3 separate regions of the Homo sapiens genome follow, and all the other regions are linked to region 1. Evidence: chromatin loops called from intact Hi-C (ENCODE). Cell type or tissue: mammary epithelial cell. All regions are shown on one strand. Each heading gives the region's core, and the rest is flanking DNA. Links, peaks and the distances in the headings are about the cores only. Region 1 overlaps ARHGAP5-AS1 (ARHGAP5 antisense RNA 1 (head to head)). Region 2 has its middle 27 kb from the start of RNU6-8. Region 3 overlaps AKAP6 (A-kinase anchoring protein 6).

Region 1 (6,095 bases), core at 892-5,891:
GGAGGAGCTCTACTAAAGAAATGCCCCAACTTGGAAAAGCAACCATTAGTTACTGATGTGGTGGAATTCGAAGGTAACTCAAGTGTCAACAAATCCAGATGGGACACATTTTATTATAAACCTTGTGGTCCAAAAAGGAAAGACTAAAGCAGGTGGAAAGATCAGCTCAGCTTTATCAGTACTGGAGAAAACTACCTATTGTCTATATCTGAAAGCTTTTCAACACAGTTGCAGTGAGACCACCTACAATATAGGCAATGCTACTGATTGGCACATTTACATAATTAAAAATAAAAGGATAATAAAATGTATGTTCTTTGCTTGGTATGTTTTGCTGTAAAAGAACTTTTTAAAAGGTCATTAAAGTCAATACAATCCAGTGGCGGCAAGAAGATGTTTGCATAGACCATTTCATTCCAGGCAATATCACAGACTGCCACAAACGGAACCAGGCAATACCTAATGTGGCCTGTAAGAGGCCCAAGAGATAATTAAGAGAGAAGGAAAAGAAGACAGAGAATTAAAAAGTAAAAGGAAAGGAAAAAGGAAAAAACACCTAAAGTAAGAGTAGGAGGGGGTAAAAAAAGAGAGAAGAAAAGAGAAGCGTAAAAGAGAAAATAGAGACATACATGGTAGGCAGCCAGTTGCTTCAAGACAATTTACCTTATCCTGCCTTGTACAGTGTCTCTTTGCCTTTCTCAATTTTCAACCCCACTATAATTCAAATTTTTATAGTACAAGAAATACTATGTTCATTGTAGAAAATTAGAAAACACAGACAGAAAAAAATAAACATTAGCTATAATCTCACCATCTAGTTAAAATCTCTAATAACATGTTGGTCAATAATATTGTCATCTTATTTTCAGACATTTTCTTTTTATAAGAATCATACAGCTTTTAAGGCCGGGCACGGTGGCTCACGCCTGTAATCCCAGCACATTGGGAGGCCGAGGCAGGCGGATCACGAGGCCAGGAGATCAAGACCATCCTGGCTAAAATGGTGAAACCCTGTCTCTACTAAAAATACAAAATTAGCCGGGTGTGGTGGCGGGCGCCTGTAGTCCCAGCTACTTGGGAGGCTAAGGCAGGAGAATGGCGTGAACCCATTGGGAGGCGGAGCTTGCAGTGAGCTGAGATCAAGATTGAGTCACTGCACTCCAGCCTGGGCAACAGAGTGAGACTCCATCTCAAACAGCAACAACAACAACAGCAACATACAGCTTTTATTGCTTTGTACCATTTTTTCCCACATAAAGTATTATGACTATTTTTCTACCTCAATAAATACATGCTTCTAAAATATCATTTTAAATAATTGCTTCCTTTTAAATTTAATTCTATAAGAATTTAATTTATAGGATACATATAGCTCTTTATATGCTTTTGCTACATCAGTTTTACATTATTGTCATGTTTGTAAAATCTCAGAATAACTAATATAAATATTTTGTGGCATAGCATAAAAAAGTTATTTAATGTCTATTCCTATAAGAATTAGAACCAGAAACAAATGATGTATGTGATATAGGCCTGTCCTGGGCTGTGCCGAAGAGGAGTAAGAAGCCTAGTTGGAGAAAGAAGGTGAGTATTCTTATTCCTCACTGTATAACAGATGTATATGAAAGAAGCTATGTGTTCATCAAAAGAATCACATTGTAATTTGAGACATACAGAAGTACAGATGCACCTCAACTTATGATGGGGTTACTTCCCAATAAACACATCATAAATTGTAAATACTGTAAAGTCAAAAATGCATTTAATACACCTAACCTACCAAACATCATAGCTTAGCCTAGCCTAACTTAAACATGCTCAGAACACTTACATTAGCCTACAGTCAGGCAAAATCATCTAACACAAAGCCTAGTTTATAATAAAATGTTGAATATTTCATGTAATGTATGGAATACTGTTCTGAAAGTGAAAAAAAAATGGTCGTATGGGTGCTTAAAGTACAGTTTGTACCGAATGCTGTCACTATTGCTTTCGTACCATCGTAAAGACAAAAAACCTTAAGTTGGACCATCGTAAGTCAGGGGCCTTCTGTATTTAGAAGTATGTATATATTTATTGAACTAGAAAAATAGTTGTATTTTTGCCTTTTTGAAGAAAATGCAACATGTGAATTGGCAAAATAAGTATTTACCATCTATTTTAGTTTAAAATAATAGGGAAAACCGACAGAGACTTAATTGAGAAGTGATTAGCCACTTTATCGTTGGTTTCAGAAACTATACTGCACCAGTTCTTTAGAATGTTTCCAGATGTTTCAGACCTATAGTTATTTGTTGTTAGTAACTCACATTTACCTACTAGAGAGATGTTATGTGGAAATATGTCGATTGTACTTGAGGAAGGACATCTAACTCAACTTTCACAGGTGAATTCAGCGATTTCTTTAAATGATTTGTATTTTCCAAAGTGATTATCTCAGCTGGCACTTCGAAATATAATCTAAAGCCTTCTGTTAGCCACAAATCCACAGAAATCCATAAAACCTAGAGTGTTTCATGTTATTATTATCAAACATTTATTGAACTTTCTACTAATGATCTTCTAGTTATTATATAGAGCCAAACATTCATTTTGTTATTCCTATGTAGAGAGACTCACAATCTAAATTTGGTCTAAATAGAGTGGGAAATTCACAAAAATTATGTTCATGAGGTTAAATAGTCAAGCAATACAAGTTCCTGTTTCCCATTGTAATGATTTACAAATGACAGTGGTAACAATCTCAAACAGAGAATTCAAATCCTTCAGTTAGCAATTCTTGCAATTATTTTTTAGCTTTATGGGGTTAACTTTATTGGGGTTGATTAAATTCAAGCTGTGATCTTTCATAAAAACTCAATAGAGAGTCCAGATGGCCCAACAATACCTCCTTTTGTGAGAGGAAATAACTTGAAGATTTTGTCTAATTAAAGTATTTGTGCTGGTGGGATCTGAATGAATTGTTTTTCCTTTAAAAGGAGTCTGCATTACAAATAATCTTTACAAAATACGAATTATTTAAAAATAGTGTGCTGCTTTCAGTATTTCAGTTATGTCCTAGGACTAGAGTTTCATGAGCATGACATTTTAAAGCTAGACTCTGATACCATCTTTGGGATTTCAGTCTGAAAATACAGTTCTGGAATATCAACAGAACAAGGCTGTGTGGAACAAAATGCCAAGAAGGTCAATGCACTACTTTCCTCCTGTTCCAGTCCCATGCTCACAATTACCTTAACTCTTGTCAAAATATTTTCTACAGTAACAGCCAAGACATAATTAGCACCTTTTCTTCATGTTGAAAATATCATTGGTACCCATAAAACAAATTTGGGGAAAGCCCTTAAGCACCTTAATGCAGCAAATGGCTACTGTGGATTGATACACCATTATTTGCCTAGCTGAAGGATTAATATCCCATCTTATCCTGCCTTCTTCCTCCCCTCAAGTAGGCCTAATTGTATGAGATAGAGAGAAAAAGAGAAGTCTAGGCAGGAGATGGGGATAAGGTAAAGAGTGGAAATACAGTTGGAAATTAAGCAAATATCTTACAAGTGTTTTGGCTATTTAGCTATTTACATCATTATTCTCCATCCTCTTTGTGTATTTTGTCTGTAATCAAGGTGATATTCTGACATAGGTTGTTCTCCAAAAGCCTGTCTTGTATCAGACAGGCTAAAGTATTGGTCAATTCTGTCATGAGTGGTAAGGCCCTTTATTTGGCTTTTCATATGTTCCTGATTGAGACTACAGAAGCCAAAGTTGTTATGATCAAAGATTTCCAGCAGGGGGTGTAGCTGCCTCTATAGGGTAAGTTCTTTTGAAGCCACAACATATGAAACATTTGAATATTGCAGTATTACCACTAATGGTAGAAGCTGGAATTATGATAACTTTTTTTATGACTGTCATGTCTTTTGATCTCAAAAAGACCATGCATATTAATACTTTATTAGGATGTGATGAAGAACTAGAGATTTATGAAGAAAATTTAAATTAAAAACCGAAAATGCCTGACAAATCTTATTCTAATTTTTTCAAAGTAAACGAGGAACAAAGAGTCCAGTTATTTTAATTATCCAGTACAGCAGAAGAGAGGCTTAACTTTTTTATTCTAGATAAGAAGAGTAGTTGATTTGAGAGGGCTTGTTAATATTTATTCCATTTCCATTTCTGTCCGATATTTGTGCGCGCGCATGTGTGTGTGTGTAAATAAGTTACCTATTTTCTTAAAAATTATCCTTTTGAGTAGGGAGGGTGGGTGTTTTAAAGCTTTTTCTCTGAAGTCTTGGCTCCTGATCAATTTTTAAAGATGCCATCTTACATATTTTTCCTCCTGCTCTTTGATGCCTTTTATTTATGGATATATAGGCATTATTAGCCACAGAATTGTGGCCCCCATTTCAGATTTTTATTGATACAGAAAACTCTATTTTTTGAGAAGAGCAAATTACATACAATAACTTATTTGTACTGGTAAACACCTTTAGACTATTAGTATTAATAAGAAACGAAGTCCTAAATTTCCAGGCTCCCTAAATCAAGATAAAGAACTGAAAATAATGTCGACTATGAAAATCATTGTTTGGAAATCGTGATCTTTTTTTTTTTTTTAACGTCTTCTGGTGTCTTCATTATAAGAAAATAAATGAGATTTCAAGTCTTCCCTGCCTCCAGTATCATGTCCTATAACTGAACATTACACCTTTTTAACGTTTTCTTTAGAAGCCCTGATTTATTTGGCTTTGGTTTATGTTGATACATGTCCATGATTATTAAAATTTCTGATTATTTAGGACATAATTTTTAAGGTATCTTTAGGGTGTACACTCTATAGTACTTAACATCTTATTCAGGTTATGACTTTGAACTGCATCATTATAACACTAAAAAGCAACCTTGGCTAACTTCAGTACCTTACGTAACATAAGAAATAAAGAATAACTTGAACTTAAAATACTTTTTATATGTTTACTTCGGGTATTCTTAAGGGCTTTCAGTACAAAGATAAAAACATGCGTTGGAATGCATCAACATTCCAACTTACATAAGTGGTGTAGATACCTATGGCATTAGTACCACATTTTGATGGTTGGACCACCCACCAAATTCCCTTCTCTCCTTTTTTACTTCTTTTTCTTTCTGTTTGCTTTCCTTGCAAGTTTCCTTCCGCATCCTTCTTTCCCACCTACAATTTGTAACTGAAAGAAAGAAGTAGCTACAGACCTTACCTAACCTACTCTTAACCTACTTGGTAGGTAGGGTTCAGATGCAAGGGAGTGGCTCGAATAAAGCATTTTAGTTATGCCTTTTAGAAATTAGGGAGCAAGAGATATATAGAAAAATTAGAAATGTCTCTTCTACCTTTATTAAGTCTACCTTTGAGAAATATGAAGGGCAGGAAGACGGAAAAACGAACAGAACTTCTGCTGGAATATTGTGACAAATTTACTGACAAATATTTTCTAATAGATTTTTACCAACAGGCAGTTTTTGTTTTCTTTACTGACAGACCGTAAATGTACTTCTGGTTGGCAGCAGCTGCATCATTATAACACAAAAGCAACCTTGGCTAACTTCAGTACCTTATGTAACATAAGAAATAAAGAATAACTTGAATTTAAAATACTTTTTATATGTTTACTAACATTAAACTATTTTCAATGCAGGAAATAAATATTTCCCCAAAGAGGAATCCCCCCTCAATTACTTTCTTTCAGACTTAACAAATTGGAGTAGATGTGGTTTTGCTCATTCTTTTATCTGCTGGCAACTATTTTAAGTCTCCTGTGCAAGGCAGATTCCGATGACCTCGGGAAAGTCACAGGACCTCAGTTTCTTCAATGGTAAAAGCAAAGGCAGTGGTTTCTACCGTCCTTTCTCACTGCACCATTCAGCGTCAGTGCCCTCATGAGAAACACACCCAAAGCCCAGTGTGCTCTACCCCAAAACTTGTGAAATTTCTAGAGTCTCAAAAAAGTGAATATGTTTAAGGCAGTATAATAAAAGCCAGGTGGACGACAGTTCCTAAAGTTAGGCTGGTAGTGGCGTGAACAGGGGTCTTTTGGGCCACCCTGAGACCCGCCCCACGGGGC
Region 2 (6,095 bases), core at 639-5,638, 160 kb after region 1:
TCACACCTGTAATCCCAGAACTTTGGGAGGCCAAGGCGGGCAGATCACGAGGTCAGGAGTTCAAGACCAGCCTGACCAACATGCTGAAACCTCGTCACTATTAAAAACAACAAAAAAAAAATTAGCCAGGCATGGTGGCACGTGCCTGTAATCCCAGCTACTCAGGAGGCTGAGGCAGGAGAATCGCTTGAACCCGGGAGGCGGAGGTTGCAGTGAGCAGAAATCAAGCCACTGCACTCCAGCCTGGGTGACAGGGAGACCCCGTCTCAAAAAAAAAAAAAAATTCTTATTCAGCCCTGACTGATACCAAACAAAATATACCTACTAAATGCAGAGTTTCTAGTTCCTGAGAATCCCTGGTGATTGATGCCAATTGTAGTGCTTTCAGCAACAGCTGAGAAAGCCAACAGAAACCTAGAGAGTTTTTAATGTAAGCTTAAACAGCCAGGTGAGGCTATGTTGGAAGGCTCTCTTGAAGTATACAGATTGCGAGGAGATATGTGGGCTCTGGATTGACAGGGAAGTTTTATTCTGGTAAAACTGTATATAGGCTCAAGCCAGTTTAGTCAAGGACAGGTCGTTTCCTAGTGTAACTTGAACTTAGGTTTGAGGAAGGGAGCTAAATTTCAGGAACTTGAACTTTTAAACTCAAGTTTAAGAAAAGCAATGAGATTGCATACTCTTTAGACATGGACCTACTCATTAAGTTTCTTTGCAGCTACTAAGATAGTGTTTTACCCTTGGTGGACACTCAATAAATAATAAACTGGATTGAGTTTTCTGAAGGTAAGAAGCAAGTTGGTGGAGAGTTCTGATTCTGGTATCTTTCAGTCGCTTTCCTCTCTACAATTCTGTGATTCTAGCAAGGCCAGGAGGCAGCAGGTTTGAGAATAGGAAAGAGATTCAGTGTGGCTGAAACATGGAATGTGAAGGAATTCTGATGAGAGATGAGGCTGGAGAGGTATATGAAAGCCAACTTATTATTATTATTATTTGAGATGGAGTCTTACTCTGTTGCCCAGGCTGGAGTGCAGTGGCACAATCGTGGCTCACTGCAACCTCTACCTCCTGAGTTCAAGCAATTCTACTGCTTCAGCTTCCTGAGTAGCTGGGACCACAGGCGTGCACCACCATGCCCAGCTAATTTTTTTTTTTTTTTTTTTGAGATGGAGTCTCACTTTGTTGCCCAGGCTGGAGTGCAGTGGTGTGATCTTGGCTCAGTGCAACCTCCGCCTCCCGGGTTCAAGCGATTCTCCTGCATCAGCCTCCTGAGTGGCTGGGATTACAGACATATGCCACCATGCCCGGCTAATTTTTTTGTATTTTTAATAGAGATGGGGTTTCACCATGTTGGTCAGGCTGATCTTGAACTCCTGACCTTGTGATCTGCCTGCCTTGGCCTCCCAAAGTGCTGGGATTACAGGCGTGAGCCACCGTGCCTGGCTGCTAATTTTTTTTAATTTTTAGTAGAGATGGGGTTTCACCATGATGGCCAGGCTGGTCTCGAACTCCTGACCTCAAGCCATCCGCCCACCTCGGCCTCCCAAAGTGTTGGGATTACAGGCATGAGCAACCACACCCAGCCTGAAAGCCAACTTGTACAGGTCTCTTCAGTTGGTGAAGGCATTTGGGCTTCACCCTAAAACAGAGCGGAGTAACAGAAGGGTTTTTAGCAAGGGGTGTGACATGCTAAGATATATATGTTATAAAGATTACTGGGCTTAATGTAAAGAATGGATTGGAAGACAGGTAAGGGCGCTGTTATTGCAATTTGGGGAAATGAGGATTTTGGCCTGAACTAGGCTAGTGAGTGGAGAAAAGTAGATGGATTCAAGAGAGGGAATTGGCAGGATGTGAGGAAGTTTGGGTGAGGAGGAGCAAAGGGTGAAGCATGATTCCCAGGTCTTTGATTTGGGCAGTGATGGAGTGTGGTGCCATCAATAAGACAGGGACCATAGAAAGAAATGGGTGAGGAAAGGTGGTAGAGAAAACAGTGGGTTCAGTTTTCTACAGTTGGAGTTTGAGGAGCTTGTGGGACATCCTAGAGATGTGTAGGTGGCAGTTGGATGAATGGACCTGAAGTTCTGAAGAGAGCTATCAATTGAAGTACAAATTTGGGAGTTTATGATGTAGATATGGGAATAGATATGGGAGTAGATGCATTTTTTCAAGGAAATACCAACATTTATTGTCTTGGCAGAAAGGGAGGTACAAAATAAACCTAACTGTGAGTAGCCAGAGAGCTAGAAGGCAAACACAGAGAGGCATACTTGGGGAATAGAGAATTTAAAGACAGAGGGAAAGGTCCACCTTCCTCACCTTTGGGTCATCCAGTCTCTAGGTTCCTAAATAATTCAGTGTGCTTTTGGTCAGTAAGTCCTAGAATAGGGGGGGGAAAAAGCATATCAAACCACTGCTGTGTGAATGCTATAGCCCTAGGTCATTGGTCTGTTTTATTTAAACATATCTAGGTTCTGCTCCCTCTGAGGATTTTACCTAATGTTAAAGAGAATGAGAAGAAATACTCTTTATACATTATAAAACTATGCTAATAGTAACCAGCAGGGAAATTGACCTATAAATACTCTGAGCACATTAAGGTAAGCACATTTTTTTAAAGTTACGTCTTTTGGCTATGGTCTAATGTGATGATTAGTGAAAATGGAATTGAAGAGTGACAGGAAATATTAATGGCAGGCAGCACACAGTCGTTTGGCCTTAGAAAGAACAACGGACTTTATCTGTTCCCAGAGGGAAAATTTGATGAGTAATGACCTTGATACACATTTTAAACACTCTGACAATGAAGTAATAGGTGCTGCTTTTGCTCTTTGACCAGCAGATTCTCCTTTGCTGCAGTTAGGTGTACTACTTAAAGCTTGTTTAGAGGGCCACCTAAGGGTACAGGCAGAAGCATCACAACATCTATATTTCTGTTATAGGCAGTGATGAGTACTATGAGCCTCTTATAAGAGGCTGCAAGGGGTTGCTGTACCATCAGGCCTACTTTCCTTGGAGAGGGAATAAAGCAAGTCCAAGGTGCTCAAGAAGGTACACTTTCCCAAAACATCCCACTCCCCACGTTGCTGATTAAGATCTAATGATTCACATTTAGATGCCCTTCCACCCCCATCCCCATCCTGACAACACAAAATTTGAGTCAAGCCTCAACCTTGCTAAGTAAACAGATTTGTACTTGTTACTCTTAGCAGCACTGGAGTCTAAAGACAGACTATGTGGGAAGGCAGATTCTTAGTTACCTCCTCCCCAAGCTGTTGCAGGAATTTCAGATCCCTGCTTGCCAAAGCACTTTTATGGGGTTAAGAATTTTTTTGTGTGTGTTGGGGATAGGGGAATGTACAGCCTTGAGTGACTCATGCCCTTCTCTGGGCCTCAGTTTTTCCCTGTTAGGAGGGAAAGGAGCTGTATTAGGGGATCCTTGAGTTTCCCTAAGCCTGGCCTGTATCCCCTCACCAACTGGATCCACGAGCCAGAGCCTGCTTTAGCCAGGCCCATTCTCTGGTTGGCTTGGCTGGCTTTAGAGGGCTGCAAATAGGCAAATCACTATTTGTCAGTCTGTAGAGAGGAAGCTTATTTGCAGTGGGAACACCGTAGGAGGAGATTTCTAAGTTGAAAATGCAGGTACTCCTCCTCTGGGGAATGGAAGAAAGACAAAGAGCCCATTAAGGGTTCTAGAAATCAGAATGGTTAGATTCTTCCTGGCCCTGTCAACGTTTGCCTATTACCCTGGCCTCATCGGTTGGCATTTGCTTGTGTGAAAAGGTTCCAGGTTTAGAGAAAGGGTGTCGGAGGCAGACAAACCTAGCTCTGTCACTTGGTTGTTGTGTGATCATGTATGAATTGCTGGAATTTCTGCACCTCATTTTCTTTTTTAAGGATGTTTCATAGGCCTGCAGGAGGACTAAATGAGATACATAATACATGTGAAACAGGAATGCAGAGCCTGGCATGGGAAGGGGTTACCTCCTTCCTCCTGCAGTCCTTCTCTTCACTTTCATCTTTGCTCACATGTTATTCTCCCTACTGGAAACTCACCTTCAGTGCTCTGTGAGGCCCTCCTGTCTGTGCCAGTGCTCAAGTCCTCCTGGTACCCTAGCATGCATTGCCTCACCTCACATTTTAGTAACAGCCTTCTTATATTCTTTCACTGGTTTTGCCCATCTAGATTACTGCTCTCTGAGGGAGGTATCCTGTCAAATACTGGTAATCTTTCTTCAATTCCTGGTAAGGTGTTAGGTACATAGTAGGGGCCTAAGCAATATTTGAATGAATGATTATAGAAAGAACCAGTTACAGAGAGCAAGAGGGGGCAGTATGGGCAGTGGGTAAGGCCTGTATGGATGCTAAAACCAGCCTGCCTGGGTTTGAATTCTGGTGCTGCCAGTTTTTAGCTTTGCAACTTTAAAAGAGTTGCTGAACTTTACCCCTCAGTTTTCTCATCTGTATAGTGGCAGTGGTAAAAATAGTACCTTTCTCCTAGGGTTATTGTGAAGATTGAGTAAGTTAGTATTTACAGTGTTTAGACCAGTGCCTGGCACTTAATGCTATATAAGAACCCACCATTATTATTTTAAAGATCAGACACGCTTGAGTTGAAAGCCTGCTCTACTACTTACTAATGATGTGACTGCAGGCAGAAATTATTCAACTTCTCTGTGCTTCAACTTCCTTCTCTGTAAAATAGGGATAACCTATCAACGTAAATAGTGATAAATAGAGATAAACTATCAACATAACATGTACTTGATAACTGGTGGCTATTAGAAGCCTGCTTCAGTCTCCTAGAAACAAGAGTTCAATCATGACTGCATGAAGAATCATTGCAGTAGCCCAGGCCCTGTTTAGGAAACTGAAAACCTGGAGCTTACCCTGACTGGGAAGGAGTGAGAAGACCTGAATTAGGAGTTGTGGATGTATTGAAGGAAGGGATAGGGAAGTTACTTTGTGCTGGTTGCTAAGCTGTATCACCAAAATCCTGACCAAATTAAGTCAGTAAAAATATATTTGGAAGGAGCTGGAGACTTTTGCCCATGTGAAATTCCAACACAGGCTCATACCTGCCACCTTTCTGCATATCTCTTATTGTATGAGGTGTTTCTCATGTTTTGTCCTTATGTAGCCAGCTGTGTTACTGTCATGGTGATGCTCCTGGTGTGTGAGAGTGGAAGTATGCCATCCCATCTTCTGCAGGCCAAGTCGGTCTGTTACTCTCATTCTCAGAGAAGGTGAGATTTGCCAGTGCAGAGCTTACATATCTGGAGGTGCCACTTGCCCTCTTCTTCTGAAGCTGCTTTGAGACTCAGAGAATCCTGATTCTAGGGTTCAGTCTATTGATTCTCACTTCTGAAATCTGATTTGATCTTAAGTGATGTTTTAGATTCTAGGGGGATCTAACTTCTGCCAGCAGTGAGGGGCTGACTTCTCTCCACTGTTGAGGACAGAGGCAATCTGAGGGTTATGGTCTCAGTAAGGAACCCCACTTAGTCCATGGGCTTTTCAGGGAGATGTAGGAAGGGAAGAGTAAGCAAAGGAGAGGCAGGCAAGCCTTGGTACTAATAGCTTCTTTCTCAGGCGCTTTGCTATCATCTGGATGTGTGCTTAGACTTTTCATGGTCCAAGCTTCTCATATCCCTTTCTTCTCTCTGTCCCTCTACTACTTCTTTGTTTGTCTGTCCCTCTGCTGCTGCTTTGTTTGAATTTAATGGTAAATTCTGCAATGCAATAAATTCTTGGGTAAGGTGATGTAATATATTTCTACCTCAAAATTATAGATTTGCTGCATGCTTGCTGTATAATCTCATGATAATCAAAATCTTGTGGCTTCATTGTCAGCAATGCCAACAATTGGTTTCAAATATCAAGATAACAGTAACCACTTCCTTGTTTCCATTACTTCAGAGTTCTTTATGATTATAGTTTTATCTTAACTATATTCAGTCAGGAGAATTGACCTTTGATTAACGTCATTTTGCAGAATAAAATTCAGATATGGGGAAGTGAAGAGAAGGCAGTTAATTATGTTCAGATGATGGGCCTAAATTCAGTTCTCATTCTATATCAGTTTGATGGTACTG
Region 3 (6,095 bases), core at 648-5,647, 440 kb after region 1:
TTGGCCCTCATCATATGATCACAGAATATTTGTTCATTTCAAGGAAGCATTCATTTAGTTTTTCGTGTTAGCTCTAGTTATGTGAAATCTCTGGAGTCATGCTGGCCAATCTAATCCTTACTGTTTGGATTCTGTGATAACACCGAGGGCTCCTTGGGGTCACTGATGATCTTGAGCTTTGCACCAACCTGAAGGAAGAAGGAGGAGAAGACGTTCCTCTGACCAAAATCATCCCACACTTACCCTCTATCATCTGTTTAGAGTGTTAGAACATTGTTGACATTTGTGTGAGCAGTCCTGGAGCACAAATCCTTGATACAGTGTAAGTGAATGGACAAGCAACACGGACAAAGTTTAATTGCAGGGTCCATTTTTTTGCTAGTTTCAGAAATAAATTTTCCTTAGGAATTTCCTTGTTGTCAGTGTTTTCTCTCTGATTATTGAGTTCAGCTCTTTTCAGGCCAGACCTCTGTACATCTAGCTTTCTCTGTCTTCCAGAGTCTGATTAGTGTCACAAAGATGCCATGCAATTCCAAAGAGGCAAGATCTTTCTTGTTTCAGTGTTTCAGGTCTTTCTTTAATTCATTCTGTTTACAGAAATCATCTACTGCTACCTTCTTGGTTTTTTTTTTTTTTTTTTGAGACGGAGTCTCACTCTGTGGTCCAGGCTGGCTGGAGTGCAGTGGTGGATCTCAGCTCACTGCAACCTCCACCTCCTGGGTTCAAGCAATTCTCCTGCCTCAGCCTCCAAAGTAGCTGGGACTACAGGTATGTGCCACCACGCCTGGCTAATTTTTGTATTTTTTAATAGAGATGGGGTTTCACCATGTTGGCCAGGCTCGTCTAGAACTCCTGACCTCAGGTGACCCACCCACCTCGGCCTCCCAAAGTGCTAGGATTACAGGTTGTATTAACTATTGATAACCCCTTTATATATTTAGTTCCCCATACCAGTTCTTTTTGTTCGGCCGTCTACTTTTGGCCACACATTTTTTCCTCTTTTCACTGAGCTAAACTGAGTGCTGAATTGCAGTAATAATCTCATTTTAAATGTCTCGTTCATCTTTCTCTTTCCTGTGTTTTAAAATTTTATCTTTAATAGTGTACCTTACTATTTGTAAGTCACCTGCCTTCTCCCCTCTGTTTTGGAAGCAGGTAAAGTATAAATCATAGAGAGATCATATAAGTTGTCCCATCCTTGTAAATCTCTCACATAGTCTTATGCATATTTTCTGTATCTCCAGCTCAGTTGTCCCTCATTTTGTTTCTTTAATTTTATTACTTACTTTACTTGTTAATTTACTTGTAGACATTTGGATTTTCACTAGACATTCACAAGATGGTTTCTGTCTGTAGTTAAATAGTGGTGGGATGGGCATAAGATTTAGGGTACTGTGGAGGGGTGCTTTTTAATCATGTTGATTAATGTTGAAAGAAATGACTTGAGGTTTGGTTGATATTTATATTTACTCAGAGCTAATTTTTTGATTCTGTTTTTCCTTTTGTTTGCCTTCTGAAACTCCACTCGTTGTTTGATATGAGTAGAATTCTGTGTGTATAATCAGAGAGAAGAAAGTTCTTTCTCACTAAGTTTATGGTCAATCTAAGTAAGCAATGAGTTTAAAAATTACTTTATAGACGAAATTAATCTGGAGGTTTAGAAAGTGCATTGAAATTGAATTTGTTTCTTAGCTGGCAACTGATTTCAAAACTGAAGCACTTTTGAGTGCTTTGAGGGATGTTAGCCAATGTTATAGGATTATTTGAATGAACCCTTCATCCTCCATTTTGGTGTGACATTGGGACATTAATAATGAATGATTACTGTACTTGGTGGTCAGATATGCTATTCTGATCCATGTTTATTTCCCAGAGGGGCCTCTGGAAAAGGGCAATGAGGGTGGATTTAAAACCACAGTATTGGAATTCGATAACTTTAGTCTTGCTTTGTATGTCTAGGGCTTGCTGAAGAGTAGTTATAATACGGACAGTCAGTCAAGCAAGGAGCAGGCAAAATACCAAAATAGATTTTCATAACTCAGACATAAGCTGGATTCTGTGTTTTAATTTAGGCTCTAATGCTCAGCAATAAATTTTCCAGAAAATGTTCTAGATTGAAAATCTATCAGTACAAATTATTTGGGTTAGTGAAAGTAAACATAAGTTTATATAAACTAATTAGCAAAAATTATATGTTGCAATAAACCCTAAGGAATTTTGAAGGACTGAAATTTTAGTCATGCAAAGTTTATCCCCAAGGGAGGACTAAGTTCTCAGATGTCTTTACTCCCCCAGTAATTACTCAAAGGCTTGAAAGTGGAAGATTCTGTATCTTAGGGTGTTGGGGTCACTCCAGGAGGTAAACAAGATCTTGCTTTGTCAAGTGATGGAAACTGTCCATAGAACTATCTCCTCCCTTGTGGGTTTATATGAAAATGTAGAAGAGGATTGGTAATCTATTCAGCTATACTCCAGGGCAAAGCAATCAATCAAATTAAAAAGGAGATGGAGTGAGTAAGGTTCACATTCCCACTCTTATTTCAGATTAATAAGTGTATTTTCCTTACCTATGTCTTTATTTCAATTCTGCTAAACTTAAGGAAAAAACAATCAGAGCAAACACAGTTAATAATCCTAGTAACCAGAATTAATGATATGTTATTTATCTGTATACCTGGCTAATGTTACCTGGCCACCTGACATAGAGCCCTAAAAGAATGAGGGTGACTGTGGAGTGAGAGATCCCTGCTTACACAAAAAGAATGCTGGGAATCTGAGGATCCTGCTGCTTTGGTATAATTCAGTTGCCTGCTTTGATATTATACTTTGTATCCTTCTTGTGCATAGTTTGACATGCATTCCCTGACTGTTGTTTTGCCATGGAACTGACTTAACCTCTTGGTTGTTTAACTTTTTATTTTTTTTCTTATTTCTCACAAAAGAAATACATCTCTAGTGGAGAAAAATTTTAAACATACAGATAAACAGTACAATAAAAATCATTTGTAATGCTGCCACCTAGAGAAAATACTATGAATAGCTTTGACATATTTTTTACTTTAGTATACATAGCTATACTTTTTTTCTATATAGAACTCTTTTATAACTTACTTCTTTTCTGGTAACAATATGCCTTGAACATCTTCTGATGCGATTAAATATATTTTACAATGTTTTTAGCATCTGTGCATTTTTTTTCATTATGTGGAATACCACATCATGTTAAACTCATCTCTCTTTTTATAATTTTTCACCATTATAAACAAGTATTTGACAGCATTTCAGTAGGTAAATTCATTATTGCCTTAGAAAAGAATCCTGTGAATAAAATTGTTGGGTCAATGGGAGGTAATGGAGCTTTCCAAAGGTTAATCGACAGCTTGCCTTCCCATCTACCCGATATGAAAGAATGATACTGGCTTCAGAATCTGGATTTGTTGTTATCTAATTTTCAGAACCTTAACCAAAGGACTTTGATCCTATGAGGCTTCATTTCCTGTTCTGGACTCTCAGATGTGAGACCTAAAAACTTGTGTCTATAATATTAGCTCTCAACAGACATACTGTAGTTGTTTAAATACAAATCAACAGTCAAGCCAGTTGCTGTGGATATTTATTTATGTGGGGGAGGAAGGCATAGAAACACATCCTTAGAAGCTGTGCCATGGTCTTACTGATCTAAATAGATAAAAAGTACATCTAAGAAAGAGCTGCCAAAGGTCATACAATGAGTCAGCAATGAAATCCCAAATAGAACTTTGATTTCCTTAACTTCTTTCTCCCAGTAGAAAAAGTACTAATGAATAGGTCAGGAGAAAGCATTTGTAAATTAACCTGTAAGATCCTTTATACCTTGAAACGCTCCAGAATTTCAATGGAGTTACTAGAAATTTACATCAGATAAAACAAATCTAAACTGCTAATGGATATTGATAGATTCTTTACAAGATAAAATCTTAAATGACTGTAATGAAGAAAAAGCAACAGGTGGTATAGGGAGTTGAAAATGAGACTCAAAGGAATCTGTGTATACCTCTTGCCTGGGAAAGGATAAGTAGGAGGGTGGAGGAGTAATGGCCTGAACCCAGCATAGCAACTAAGGAAAACACAACAAAAAGGGCCTCTCAGGACATTAATCCTGGAGTGAAGGTGGGGGTCTTAACTTTCATTCTGAATGAACCATAGACCTTTCCTCCTCAGCTTGGTGGTATGGATCTGCACTGTTATTTCAGGGCCTGTGGCAGGGTGACCTGCAGGAGTCCTAGAATGTATTAGTCTGTTCTCATGCTACTAAAAAAAGACATACCTGAGACTGGGTAATTTATAAAGGAAAGAGGTTTAATGGGCTCAGTTCCACATGGCTGGGAGGCCTCACAATCATGGCAGAAGGCAAAGGAGAAACAAAGGCAAGTCTTGCATGGCGGCAGGCAAGAGAGCTTGTGCAGGGGAACTTCCATTTATAAAACCATCAGATCTCATAAGACTTATTCACTACCAAGAGAACGGTGTGGGGGAAACTGCCCCCATGATTCAATGATCTCCACCCGGCCCCACCTTTGACACATGGGGATTATTACAATTCAAGGTGAATTTTGGTTGGGGACACAGCAAAACTATATCAGAGAGATACCTTTCAATGTACCTAGGACTGGAACTCAAGTCTTCTGATTCTCACTTAGTACTCGTTCTACTACTTGGAAGAAATAACAGTAATTTTACAAGGTTTTTCAGAGATATGTAAAAACTTCTGGGTAACTAAAGCTTGGGCTGTCTTATGGGTGGAGTACACAAAATAAAAGAGAAAGAAAACAAAAGAAAATCTTTGGGCTTGAGAGTACAGGTCACCCATCTAGCACTGTCTTTATAGATGAGGAAACTGAGGCTCAGCAATCTATGGGGATACAGATAACCAATACACACAGGGGCCAAGAATTCAGACTCTCTGATGCCTAGCGTGATGCAAAGTGATCTAGATACATTTTTTGCTTCATATATTCTTTTCATGATCATCTTGAAGCTTTCGTTTCATGGTTTGTGAATTCAATATCGGTAACATCAGTATGTATTAAGACTTCATTTACATGTGGTACTAAACTCTGTGAAGCAAAATAGACAAAGTGCTTGCCCTACAAGAATTTCCTAAGGCAAAGAGACATAGACAGAAATGACCTATACACCACTGAACAAACAAAGCAAATATATAAATTGCATAATTTTTGCCATGTGAGATGGTGAATGAAGAGATGCTTACAGTCTGTTGCTTGAAGAGAAGACCCATCTTCATAACCCTGTGACCTACAGTAGTTACATTGGAAAGAAAAACAAAAGAGTGCTTCACCTGGCATACCTAGCATTAGAGTTGAGTTTCTTTGGTATATCATTGATGACTATCTTCAGTGATTTTTGTCCTTTTTGCGTATTCTGTGATGATCTGCAAAGACTAGAAGGTTTGCTGAGGCAGAAAGCCTCTCAGGGTATGCCTTCTAAAACCAAAGGGCTTTTCCCTCTTTGGAGGAGAATTAATGATCACGTGTTTTTGTCATATTTTTATTGAGCCTTTTTTTCCTTCTGGATGGACCTTGAAGATGGTAAAGGAACTTATAAATTCCCAATTTTTAAAACTGTATAATATGAACTGTGGTGAACAGTGAGACTAGGATATAAGTTGTTTGCTCTCAAAGACCAGATAAAGACAAATCAGAGGTGAAACTCCTCTCTTCTGTGCTGAAAAAAGGCACCTTGATCAGGTTTCTTATAAATACCTGTCCTAGTCTTTCGCTTCAGTACCAGTACTAGTAGTAGTATTAAGATAGTATTGCTATTCTGAAACTATCGTATATGTAATGTGAAATAAAACGAAAAGTAAGTATGAGATCTTCTAATTCTATTACCACAAATTTTTGGGGTGGAAGAAAGGAAATACGGATATACTATAGAAGATATTAGGTAAAAACCCTGTATTCCTGAATTTGAATTGGATATATCAATTGTGAACTCATAGGTGTTTTATTTTTCAATACATGTTTTTCCTAGCTCTATTAATGAAAAAAGCCTAGACACAGTGACCAATTCAGTAGTAATGAACAGCCCTATTG

Evidence for each region. A loop is a pair of places that touch in the nucleus more often than their neighbours do. Peaks named below come from ENCODE experiments on the same cell type or tissue, not always from the same donor. Only the 100,000 strongest peaks of a DNase experiment are listed, where the experiment ranks them.
Region 2: it touches region 1 in a loop (7-fold over the local background); 9 of 110 quality-filtered maps call a loop at or near these places.
Region 3: it touches region 1 in a loop (16-fold over the local background); 11 of 110 quality-filtered maps call a loop at or near these places.

The regions. Positions count from the first base shown.
Region 1 is chr14:32,069,989-32,076,083 of GRCh38, forward strand. ARHGAP5-AS1 (ARHGAP5 antisense RNA 1 (head to head)) reads right to left here. Exons shown (of 1, transcript NR_027263.1): 1 at 5,431-6,095. Among named protein-coding and RNA genes, the nearest start is that of ARHGAP5-AS1, 3.7 kb to the right of the region's middle. In mammary epithelial cell, for the core only: a CTCF peak has its summit at 3,782 (motif pointing right); a DNase peak (open chromatin) is centred at 3,783; H3K4me3 peaks cover 1,233 bases; H3K27ac peaks cover 1,675 bases.
Region 2 is chr14:32,227,586-32,233,680 of GRCh38, forward strand. No RefSeq gene overlaps it. Among named protein-coding and RNA genes, the nearest start is that of RNU6-8, 27 kb to the left of the region's middle. In mammary epithelial cell, for the core only: a CTCF peak has its summit at 2,881; DNase peaks (open chromatin) are centred at 2,746 and 3,286; H3K27ac peaks cover 2,010 bases.
Region 3 is chr14:32,510,751-32,516,845 of GRCh38, forward strand. All of the region lies in intron 2 of AKAP6 (A-kinase anchoring protein 6), which reads left to right. Among named protein-coding and RNA genes, the nearest start is that of AKAP6, 180 kb to the left of the region's middle. In mammary epithelial cell, for the core only: a CTCF peak has its summit at 3,014 (motif pointing left); no DNase peak of the experiment used is centred there; H3K27ac peaks cover 330 bases.